Regions from separate parts of the Homo sapiens genome. Here region 2 is linked to region 1. A link is an interaction called in ENCODE POLR2A ChIA-PET data of the cell type or tissue named here. Cell type or tissue: OCI-LY7. All regions are shown on one strand. Each heading gives the region's core, and the rest is flanking DNA. Links, peaks and the distances in the headings are about the cores only. Region 1 holds the start of SDAD1-AS1 (SDAD1 antisense RNA 1). Region 2 overlaps ART3 (ADP-ribosyltransferase 3 (inactive)).

Region 1 (5,382 bases), core at 153-5,152:
TTCTGTAGAGTTCAATCATTACATCTAAAGACATCTTGGCTGCGGTTGCATTGCTATCTCTTAACATGGTGTACATGAAATTTTGCAATACCTGCAGAAAAGGAGGAGAAAGAAGACTTAATGCACTGATGGTACAATGCTGCAAACATGGAAGACAGAAGAGTACTTACTACATTCACTTTATTGTTCTTGTGTTTTGCATTTATATTCTTGATATCAGTCACAATATGTGTGTATAAAGTCTGAGGAAAAGAAACAAAAATATATACATTAAACCTAACCAACATTTTTAACCTTGCTAAATTTGGAGAACAGTATGAATGTACAGGATGACTTAATTTTACCTATTTTTCATTCTATCCCAAAAGAAACCCAAACCAAGCAAACAAACAAAAAAGCAACTACAAAGCAAAGCAAAGTTGTCCTCAAGAAGTTAAACATGGAGTTTAATGTAATACGGCACAATTCTCCTAGGTATATATCCTAGAAAATGAAAACATCAGTGTTCACACAAACATTCATAGCAGCCTTATTCATAGTGGCCAAAAAGTGGAAATAACTTAAATTTCCACTAACTGATGAATGGATAAACAAAATGTGGTATATCCATACAATGGAATATTATTTGGCAACAAAAAGGAATAAAGTACTGATACGTGCTACAACATGAATGAATCTTGGAAACATTATGCTAAGTGAAAGAATCTAGTCACTAAAGACCACATATTGTTATGATTCCACTTATATAAAATTTCCAAAACACACAAATCTATAGTGACCCAAAGTAGACTGGTGATTACCTAGAGCTAAAAGGGATGAGGAACAGGATTAACTACTAATTGGAATAGAGTTTCTTTTGGGGGTGACAAAATGTTCAAAAATTGTTTGCAGTGATGGTTGTACCACGCTGTGAATACACTAAAAAACACTGAATTGTACACTTTAAGTGGATGAATTTTACATAAATTATATCTCAATAAAAGTGTTATTAAAAAAAAAATGCTCCAATTTACCAAGCACCTAACTGCATGCAGGAAAATACTGTGAATGCATATATCACTGGTGCCCACACCATGCTCCCATGGACCACTTTTATTCCACAAATTAGACCAAGAAGTACAATTGCTAAAATCAAACAGTGGTAGTCTCTTAATACTTTGAAAAAAATTTTAAATTAATGAATGTAAACTTAAATTTTTCTTTCCTTTTTTTCTTTAAATACAGCAGTGGTCTTGCTGTGTTGCCCAGGCTGGTCTCAAACTCCTGGACTCAAGTGATCCTCCCACCTCAGCCTCCCAAAATGCTGGTATTGTAGGTGTGAGCCACAGTGTCCAGCCAAGTTTCTCCATCTTAAATTTCTTTCATAAATCTTCAGCTTCTAGTCTTATATAAGCAAATGCAAAATCATGGGAAAATGTTAATAACAACAAAAAAGTTTTTTGTGGGGGAGTGGGTCAGTTATAGCTGTGAGTACCAATGTCCTGATTTAGCCAGCCAGTATGGTGCAGTAGTAAAAGGCTTGGGTTCTGGAACCAGAGCCTGGGCTTATATCCAATCCCACCACTAAGAAGCAGTGTGAGAGTGGGCAAGTTACTCTATCTCTCTTTAACCTCAGCCCTTTCATCTGCAAAGTAAGAATAATAATAATGAGGATCCCTCTCTCATAGGGCTTTGTGAGTAAATGAGTAAATACACAAAGCTCTGAGAATGGTGCCTGGCACAAAGTATGCACTCAATAAATATGGCTATTAACACCATATAGCATGCACACAATGGTTGCTTTTTCCTGTTAAAGTTATTATTAACAATGTAAAGCATCGATAATTCAAGAGACAACAAAATTTTATGTCGCCTCAAGGAAGATGCAGGGAAATATTTGTTTTGCCCTTTACCTTTCGCAGAAGTTTATCATGGCAACGAAAAAGTTCAAAGAAGAGTTCTAGCAGGCTTGATGGATTGATGAGATTCTTATTTCTCAGCAAGATCAAAGCTTTGCAAAATGTCTCGGGAAGGAAAAAAACATACCATAAGACAATGGTAAAGTTAACAAGGTGAGAAAATACAGCGTATATGTCCCAAGACCTTAATGTCTTTTACTAACTAGACACTATTGTAGGATTCAGAATAGTCAGTCTCTGCCTTCATGGAGCTTACACTGGGGATAGAGCAGAACGGAGGACAGACAAGCCAAGTAAGCATATAAAAAGGAGGATCTAAGAAAATAAGTGTCATGAAGGAAGTAAAACAGGGTTATGTAATTGATCAACAGTGACTGAGGGAGGGCCACAGGGAGGTCAAGTAAGGTCTCTTTGTAGTGTCATCATACGGCAAAACCCTGAATCCATAAAGACAGGTGGGATAACAACATAATACACTAAATTGGAATAATCAATGAGAGTTTATGACCTTACGAGGCATTCTTCTGAAGTACCATCAGCACTAAGAATGGCTCAACAGCAGTTGTTGCATGCCTGCCCCCCGCCTTTTTTTTTTTTTTTTTTTGAGACGGGTCTCGCTATATTGCCTAGGCTAGTCTTGAACTCTTGAGCTCAAGTGATCCTGCTTCAGCCTCCTGATTAGCCAGGACTGTAGGTACCCAGCTATTTTTTTTTTTTTTTCTATTTTTAAGAGATAGAGTCTCATTATGTTGCCTAGGCTGGTTTCAAGCTCCTGGAAACTTCTCAAATGATGCTCCTACTTCAGCCTCCTAAGTAGCTGGGATTACAGGCATGAGCTGATGCGCCTAGCAGCTGTGGCACTCTTGCTTACCACCAACTCTTACATGTAGCCCTATCACCCAAATTTTGTGTTACCCTTCATTAGATGAAATACAATCCTTGAAGAATAGTTGATTCCAAGTCTTGGGGCAGGAAAAACGGTAAGAATGAATTTGGAACTATTTCTGCCAGAATTCAAGGATGCTTTCAAAAACAAGGGCAAGGCTGGGCATGGTGGCCCACACCCATAATCTCAGCACTTTGGGAGGCTGAGGTGGGAGAATCACTTGAGGCCAGGAGTTCAAGACCAGCCTGGGCAATGTAGTGAGACCTTGTCTCTACACAAAAAAAAAAAAAATTAGCTGGGTGTGGTGGCACACACCTTGTGGTCCTAGCTACTTGGCACGCTGAGGTGGGAGGACTGCTTGAGCCCAGAAGCTTGAGGCTGCGGTGAGCTAAGATCGTACCACTGTACTCCAGCCTGGGCAGCTGAGTGACAGACCCTGTCTCAGAAAAAAAAAAAAAAAAAAAAAAAAAAAAATTCAGGGAAATTGCTAAAAGGACTAAGAAGCTTCCCCTGGCAAGGTGGTGACAATCTGAACATAAAGTAATTAAAATAATAATACTAAAAAAAAGTTTTAAAGTACATAAAAAGGTAGTTATAATGTCAATGAAATACATATAACTTGACTTTTATTGATTTGACTAAGTAGGTAAGAATTACTATATATGGATATTTTATTTCTTCCAAAAAAAATACAATGTTTCTATCTGTGTAAGCAGGACAGAGTGAACAAAATCTTGGGAATGATTCAAAAAGTCTTGGAAAAATAGCAAATACACCAGGTAGAAAGATAGCCCAGTGGCTGATAAGAATTGTTGGTTATCCCAATAACCAATTAAAAAGAGCTTCTTCCAGTGTGTTCAATGCTTCCTCTAAAGAGCAATGCTAACTATACAGACGCAATCCTTTATCTCCTAGTAAAGGAAATCTCTATTATTATTATTATTTTTTTTTTTTGAGACAGAGGCTGGAGTGCAATGGCGCGATCTCGGCTCACTGCAACCTCCGCCTCCCAGGTTCAAGCAATTCTCCTGACTGAGCCTCCCAAGTAGCTGGGATTACAGGCACGCACCACCATGCCCGGCTTATTTTGTATTTTTAGTAGAGACAGGGTTTCTCCATGTAGGTCAGGCTGGTCTCGAACTCCCGACCTCAGGTGATCCTCCTGCCTCGGCCTCCCAAAGTGCTGGGATTACAGGCGTGAGCCACCGCGCCTGGCGGAAATCTTTATTATTTTTTAAAAACCTACTAATCATCATAAAGCACTATAAAGAAATATACATACACATTTTTTTCCATTTAAAAAAAAATTTAGAGGTGGGATCTTGCTATGTTGCCTAGGCTGCAGTGTAGTGGCTATTCACAGGCATGCTCATACCACACCTCAGCCTCAAACTCCTGACCTCAAGCAATCCTCCTGCCTCAGCCTCCCAAGAAGCCGGGACTACAGGTGCACCTGGCATATATATTAATTTAATAATGCCCACAGACCAGTTTGGTGGGGTACTGCCAGGAAAATAAAACTTAAAGAAATCCTAATTACTTGGAAAGCCATTAAGTCTCTATACTCAAAATATCAAATCTCTATGACCTACAAGGACTTCAAGAGTAACATGACATAGGTAAAAGCCTTTAGACTAGGGGTTCAAGTTTGGAGTCCCTTGGGCTATACTGCCAGGTCCCATGTACCAGCTGAGTATCAATCAGTTGACAACCCAGGGCCTGAAACCTTGGCTTGTCTGAGACAGTATTCTTTTTCTTTTTGGCCTAATCAAATTACTAAAATCCTAAAGTAGTATAAAAATGATAGAAATACAAAAAACCTGAGAAAGTCTAAAAGAAAACAAATATTCATCTAAAGACTTGGCATTTCTACAAGTTGTGCTATAGGATATTAGTACGTTTTGTGATCATATTTGCGTACTTATCTGCTGTAAAGAGGTTTGAAAAGCAGATGTATTAAATTTGGAAATGTCTTAGTCCCTAGAAGCAGAGACTGATTTATTACAAGTGATTTGTTGGGGGTATGATCTCAGAAAGGAAGTGAAGGAAGGAGGATAGTGCAGAGACACGCAAAGCAAAGCAAGGATGTGCCCTTGACTGGAGACTAGCTTTAGTCCCAACACAGGAAAACACTGGAGCACATCCTGCATTGGAGTCAGAGCCACCCTGAGGTAATGGGCTGGGCTTTTGTACCACATGATAATGGGCTGTGGGCTACTAGGGTAGGAGGACACCTCCCAGGCACTAGGACTCCGATTTAGCTGAGGACAATGTTGCAGAGAAAGGGCAGCTGAGGGCCACCAGCAGCTGACATTCACAACAAGTGGGGCAAACAGGTACACCGGCCTCGTGAAGGGAATGTCAGCCAGGACTCAACCCCAACCACTAAAAGGACAATGATGAAATGCTCAAACTGACTGTCTAATGGGTAAGTTTACTAATTTAAGGCATTATAAAAATGACAAGTTGTGATTAGGATTCTACATGCATATGAGATTTGAATGACTAGAAGAAATCATCTCAAAAGGTTAAAGAGCATCCTGTAGGGTTAGTGTGCTGGAAGAATAGAAAGATCACAGTGTAGCTGAAAACAATATG
Region 2 (5,382 bases), core at 293-5,292, 120 kb after region 1:
AGACACTATTCTTGACCTTGTGGGTTCTTTCTCTGGCCTTGGGTAGTTTTCTAACACATATAATCTGATCAGCACTCCACTGAATACTTGAGGGAAACCCTTTGCAGATCTCTGGAGTTCTCTGTTTGTGCCACTCCTTTCTCTCTGGTACTCTGTCTATAAAAATTGAATTATCTTGGTATATTCTTTCTGGAAAAATTTTAAACTACTTAAGGGTTGGTAAGTTAAATTTTTCTGGGAATTTGTCCATTTGCCTTTGTATTTCAAATTAGTAGGCATAAAGCTGTTCATAATATTCTCATATCTTTTTACATCTGCTGAATCTGTTGTTAGGTTTCCTTTTTCATTCCTTATATATTTATGCCTCTTCTTTTATTTCTGGACCAATTCTCTTATCCATTTTTAACCCTGCTATTTCTTTAGAAACTCAAAATAGTTTGATTACTGCTATTGAAAATGCTAAACAGAAGATTAAATCCAGAGTTTAAATAGGGAGGAGAAATGCAATCTTAACAAAATGACTCTGTGTTAAACATTAAAGAGGCCAGTACAGTGGCTCATGCTTGTAATCTCAGCACTTTAGGAGGATGAGGCAGGTGGATCATCCAAGGTCAGGAGTTCAAGACCAGCCTCGCCAACATGGTGAAACCCTGCCTCTATTAAAAATACAAAAATTAGCTGGATGTGGTGGTGGGTGCCTGTAATTTCAGCTACTTAGGAGGCTGAGGCAGGAGAATTGCTTGAACCCAGGAGGCGGAGGTTGCAGTGAGCCGAGATCGTGCCACTGCACTCCAGCCTGGGTGACAGAGCGAGACTCCATCTCAAAAAGAAAAAATAATAATAAATAAAGATACCCATTCTTTTCTATTCAGGAGGCCTTCAAAAATTTTGTGCATAAAAATCACTTGGAGTGCTTATTTAAAATGCAGATCACAAGGCATCCCCCTCTAGAAAGTATGTAGCAATAATAGTCCTGGCTATGGTCCTGGAATTTGCCTTTTTAATAAGCACCCAGGTGATTCTGAAGTATGTGGCTGGAAAACTACACTTTGAGAAACATGCTCTAACTTGTGCTACAGACAAAAGGCTTTTAAAATCCCCCTGGTGCCTGGTCCCCAGGCTGCACCTTTCAACTTACATCTGTAGCTTTCTTATCCACAATTCCCCTCACCTTCACCTTACCCTCAAATAAGCCCTCTGGATGAGGCTTGTACTCACTCATCTCCTGCTGAGACAACATTTTTTTTTTTCTTTTGAGACAGAGTTTTGCTCTTGTCACCCAGGCTGGGGTGCAGTGGCGCAATCTTGGCTCACTGCAAACTCTGCCTCCCATGTTCAAGTGATTCTCCAGCCTCAGCCTCCCGACTAGCTGGGATTATAGGCACGCACCATCACGCTGGACTAATTTTTGTATTTTTAGTGGAGACGGGGTTTCACCATGTTGGCCAGGCTGGTGTCTAACTCCTGACCTCAGGTGATCCACCCGCCCTTGGTCTCCCAAAGTGCTGAGATTACAGGTGTGAGCCACCATACCCTGAGACAACATTTTGTAATAATCTCTAGAACCAATTTTTAAATTTCTAGTCTAGTCAAATGCCTGAGTTTAGCCTCAGGGCACTGTCCAGATTCTAACACATCTGTTATTTCCTGGACCAGTAGAAAGTGGACCAAATCACCTGGGTTTTTGGTTCAGACACTCACTACAAATGGAGCAGGACTTGAGAGCAGATTATAGAAGTATATATCTTTTTTAGGAGCCAGGCCTCTCTAGGGATTCTCCTATTGTAGGTAAAGAGGCTCCTCCTCAGGTAGCTGAACTTCCAGATTAGATTAGTGTGTTCGCCAGGTATGAAGTAGAGACCACGAGGCATCTAGACCTTTGTTATGCATTCTGGTAGGCCTTCCGTATGGCTCATACTGCACCCAATCTGTATACTGTCTCACTAACCTTCTTACCTTACTGCTGTTGGCTGGTAGATTCCCCTTTCTGTCAAGTCTCAGGGGAATCACTGCAGTGCTGACAACTTTTTCTAGGGCATCACCAGTGAGAGCATCTAGGGCCTTTCAAAAAGTACTGTCAGATGCCACGTTCTGTTCTCCAAATATTGTGGATTTCCTCATATACAAATGAATATTCTGGGGCATGCCAACCCGTTTTCTTTATATGAATGTGAAGGATCTTTGTTCAAATGTTAAAGGATGTTGAAGGTCTGATTGAGATTCTTCTTCTTCAAAGGATAGGAATTGTTGTAGTAGAGGGATAGGTTTGCTGTTGAGGACGTTTAGTATCTGAAGAGAGGATTAATTGGACAGGTAAATTTTCTCCTAAATTTTGCCGACTAATTATAGAATAGAATGATAAGGTATTAGCCCTGGATGGGCCCTTGAAAGTCATTTGAAGCAGTCTCCTAGTAAAAGATACAGATAAGAAAACTGAATTCCGGAAAGCTTAGGTGTTTTGTCAGAGGTCATATGGCTGTTTGGTGGCTGTACTATAAATACTAAAATATAATTGTTCTGCAATTTTTTTAAATAATTGAGATAGGGTCTCACTCTGTCACCCAGGCTGGAGTGTAGTAGCATGATCACAGCTCACTGCAGCTTCAACCTCCTGGGCTCAAGCGATCCTCCCACCTGACCCTCCTGAGTAGCTGGGACTACAGGTGTGTGCCACCATGCCTGGCTAATTTAAAAAAAAAAATTGTAGAAATGGGGTCTCCCTATGTTGCCCAGGCTGGTCTTGAACTCCTGGGCTGAAGCGATCCTCCTGCATCAGCCTTTCGAAATGCTGGGGTTACAGGCATGAGCCACCATGCCCAGCCTGCAATTTGCATCTTACTAATTATGAGTCTGATAAACCAGGAGCTGACAGATTAGGTTACCAACAGCCATAGATTAATTGAAATATTTACTAGGGTATATTATGTCTAACTAATAAAGCTTTATCTTTGTGTTTCAGGACTAAAAACCGAAAACTGTATTGAGAACCTAGGTAAGATAGCTTTAAAGTCTTATCCCTATAATAGGAATTTTATCAGTTACTTCTCATAGCTATGGGTCAGAGCTACCCCACCACTGTACTGTCGTTCTGTCAAACATCATTTTCTCAAGGCTAAATTGTGCTACTACTGCTAGTACCTTTTCAGGTGGAGAGCCTAGGAGCCTTTGCTGCCAGTCCCCACTGCCACCCTCATCCCCACCCCAAGACTTGCCTGTGGCTCTTCTCTCAGACACTGCATTGGCCTGGGCATGAAGGGAACACGCCACTGTCATCTGAGCCTGACCTTATAGGAGTTTAAGGACTCCTTAATTCCCCTACATCTTCAGCCATTTCCCACTTGACTCCTATGCAAAGAGCTAGCTCCTGTTCCTGTATTTTGTTATCTTAGGAAATAACATTTGGGAGACCAATGAAGGAATGGCATGAATATAGGTCGAGGAAGGAGGAGAATGGGATGACAGAAGGGTAATGCGGTAGATTTTAACTTCCTCGGGGAAAAATAAGAGGATGTGACCAAAAAAAAAAAAAAAAATCTTTCTTAGAGGACTATGGGAAAGATTTGGGAAGGCAGACAGAAAATTCTAAGAGTATTAAGGAACAGCATTATCAAAGAGGCCTAATAAATTTGAATTAAAGATACCAAAAATGCCTTTGGATTAAGACATGCTCTGGGTGGATCCTTTTGAAGATTTCCTCATTAAAAAGTTTAAAAACATACCAAAGGTATCAGAAGAGAGAGAAAAAAAGTTCAAAAGCAAGGTTCTGTTTCTAGCTGTTTTTCTGGCTAGCTTTCCTGTGAATTTTTTTTTCATGTAACTTAAATGAATCCACATCCAGAGGCTGAGGCGGGTGGATTGCTTAAGGTCAGGAGTTTGAGGCCAGCCTGGGCAACATGTGAAACTGGCTCTACTAAAAATACAAAAATTAGCCAGGTGTGGTGGCAGGCGCCTGTAATCCTAGCTACTTGGGCGGCTGAAGCAAGAGAATTGCTTGAAACCCGGGAGGCAGAGGTTGCAGTGAGCCGGGATCGTGCCACTGCACTCCAGCCTGGGCGACAAAGCAAGACTCTTGTCTCAAAAAAATAAAAGTGAATTCACATCCATTTGTCTTTGAATTGAAATTTTATATCTGTTATAGTAACTGTATTTTTATGTTTCTTAAATATAAGCCAACACAATCTTTATTTTTAATGAACATTTAAAAATAGACTGATCCTGACATTCACATCTGAGCATAGTACCATGTAATGAAAACATGTCTGTATTTCAGAATATTTTCAACCCATCTATGTCTACAACCCTGGTGAGTATGTTCTAATTTTTAAAAATAATCTTGGTTGGGCATGGTGGCTCACGCCTGTAATCCCAGCGCTTTGGAAGGCCGAGGTGAGTGGATCACTTGAGCCCAGGAGTTTGAGACCAGCCTGGGCAACATGGCGGAACCCCATCTCTACAAAAAATACAAAACTTAGCCAGGCATGGTGGTGTGCACCTGTAGTCCCAGCTACTTGGGAGGCTGAGGCAGGAGGATCACTTGAGTCTGGGAGGCAGAGGTTGCAGTGAGCCAAGATTGCACCCACTGCACTCCAGCCTGGGTGACAGGGTGAAACTCTGTCTCCAAAGTTAATAATAATAATCCTTACCTGGATGTTTAATAGCTCTTTCTTGTTTAGCAAATGTATTTCTTAGCTGAAGAAAATTTGCAGATATAAAGCAGTGACTTGGCCTATATGAGAGGAAAAAAATAAAGAACCTATTCTAGGGAAATATACCTTCCTCAAATAAGAGAATTGGCTTCGTGGAGATCTGAACAATATGGAAATTTTCCGGGGAATACGGGTGGTGAGAATGAAGAGCTAGAGTCATTCTTGACCAGTTATGAGGGCTTCTTAGGTATAGCTCTGTATTCAGTCATTGAAATGAACCTGTGTGACTCCAAATACTCAGACAAAAATACAAAACTCAGCATGTTTGCATCTCTCAAATATGCAGATGCTTGATGTTTACTATGATTTAACTAAAATATGTAGGTGATTAGATGCTCTTAAAGTTTCCACTGAAGGATATATGGCCCAAATCATTTCTTTGCACATAAGTTCCTTATCATGTGTTTGGCTCATGTGGCTACAATAAATTTTTCTTTGTTGAAAAGAGAAGAGGTTCCAGCCTTTTTAAAACATGCAATTTATTTCATGTTTGGGAAAATACTTCCTGTCCTGATAGAAGTGAAGCACTTTATGCCTTGAAGACTTGCTTAGCAGCCCTTCTTTTTATTGTTCCGTTGCAGTCACAGGTTCTACTGATCACTTCCCAGGGACTTTAGCTGACTCTTCAACAAAGACATTTTCTCGGCTCCTTGAGATCCCTGGTAGACAAGCTATT

The links. Peaks named below come from ENCODE experiments on the same cell type or tissue, not always from the same donor. Only the 100,000 strongest peaks of a DNase experiment are listed, where the experiment ranks them.
Region 2: POLR2A ChIA-PET joins it to region 1 with 12 read pairs; 4 of 35 experiments call an interaction of 5 or more read pairs at or near these places.

The regions. Positions count from the first base shown.
Region 1 is chr4:75,975,754-75,981,135 of GRCh38, forward strand. SDAD1 (SDA1 domain containing 1) reads right to left here. Exons shown (of 22, transcript NM_018115.4): 4 at 1,893-2,003; 5 at 171-242; 6 at 1-91. SDAD1-AS1 (SDAD1 antisense RNA 1) reads left to right here and starts at 5,037. Exons shown (of 3, transcript NR_125906.1): 1 at 5,037-5,212. In OCI-LY7, for the core only: no CTCF peak of the experiment used is centred there; no DNase peak of the experiment used is centred there.
Region 2 is chr4:76,094,685-76,100,066 of GRCh38, forward strand. ART3 (ADP-ribosyltransferase 3 (inactive)) reads left to right here. Exons shown (of 12, transcript NM_001130016.3): 4 at 2,960-2,992; 5 at 4,271-4,303. Among named protein-coding and RNA genes, the nearest start is that of ART3, 23 kb to the left of the region's middle. RefSeq lists an enhancer at 856-1,357. In OCI-LY7, for the core only: no CTCF peak of the experiment used is centred there; no DNase peak of the experiment used is centred there.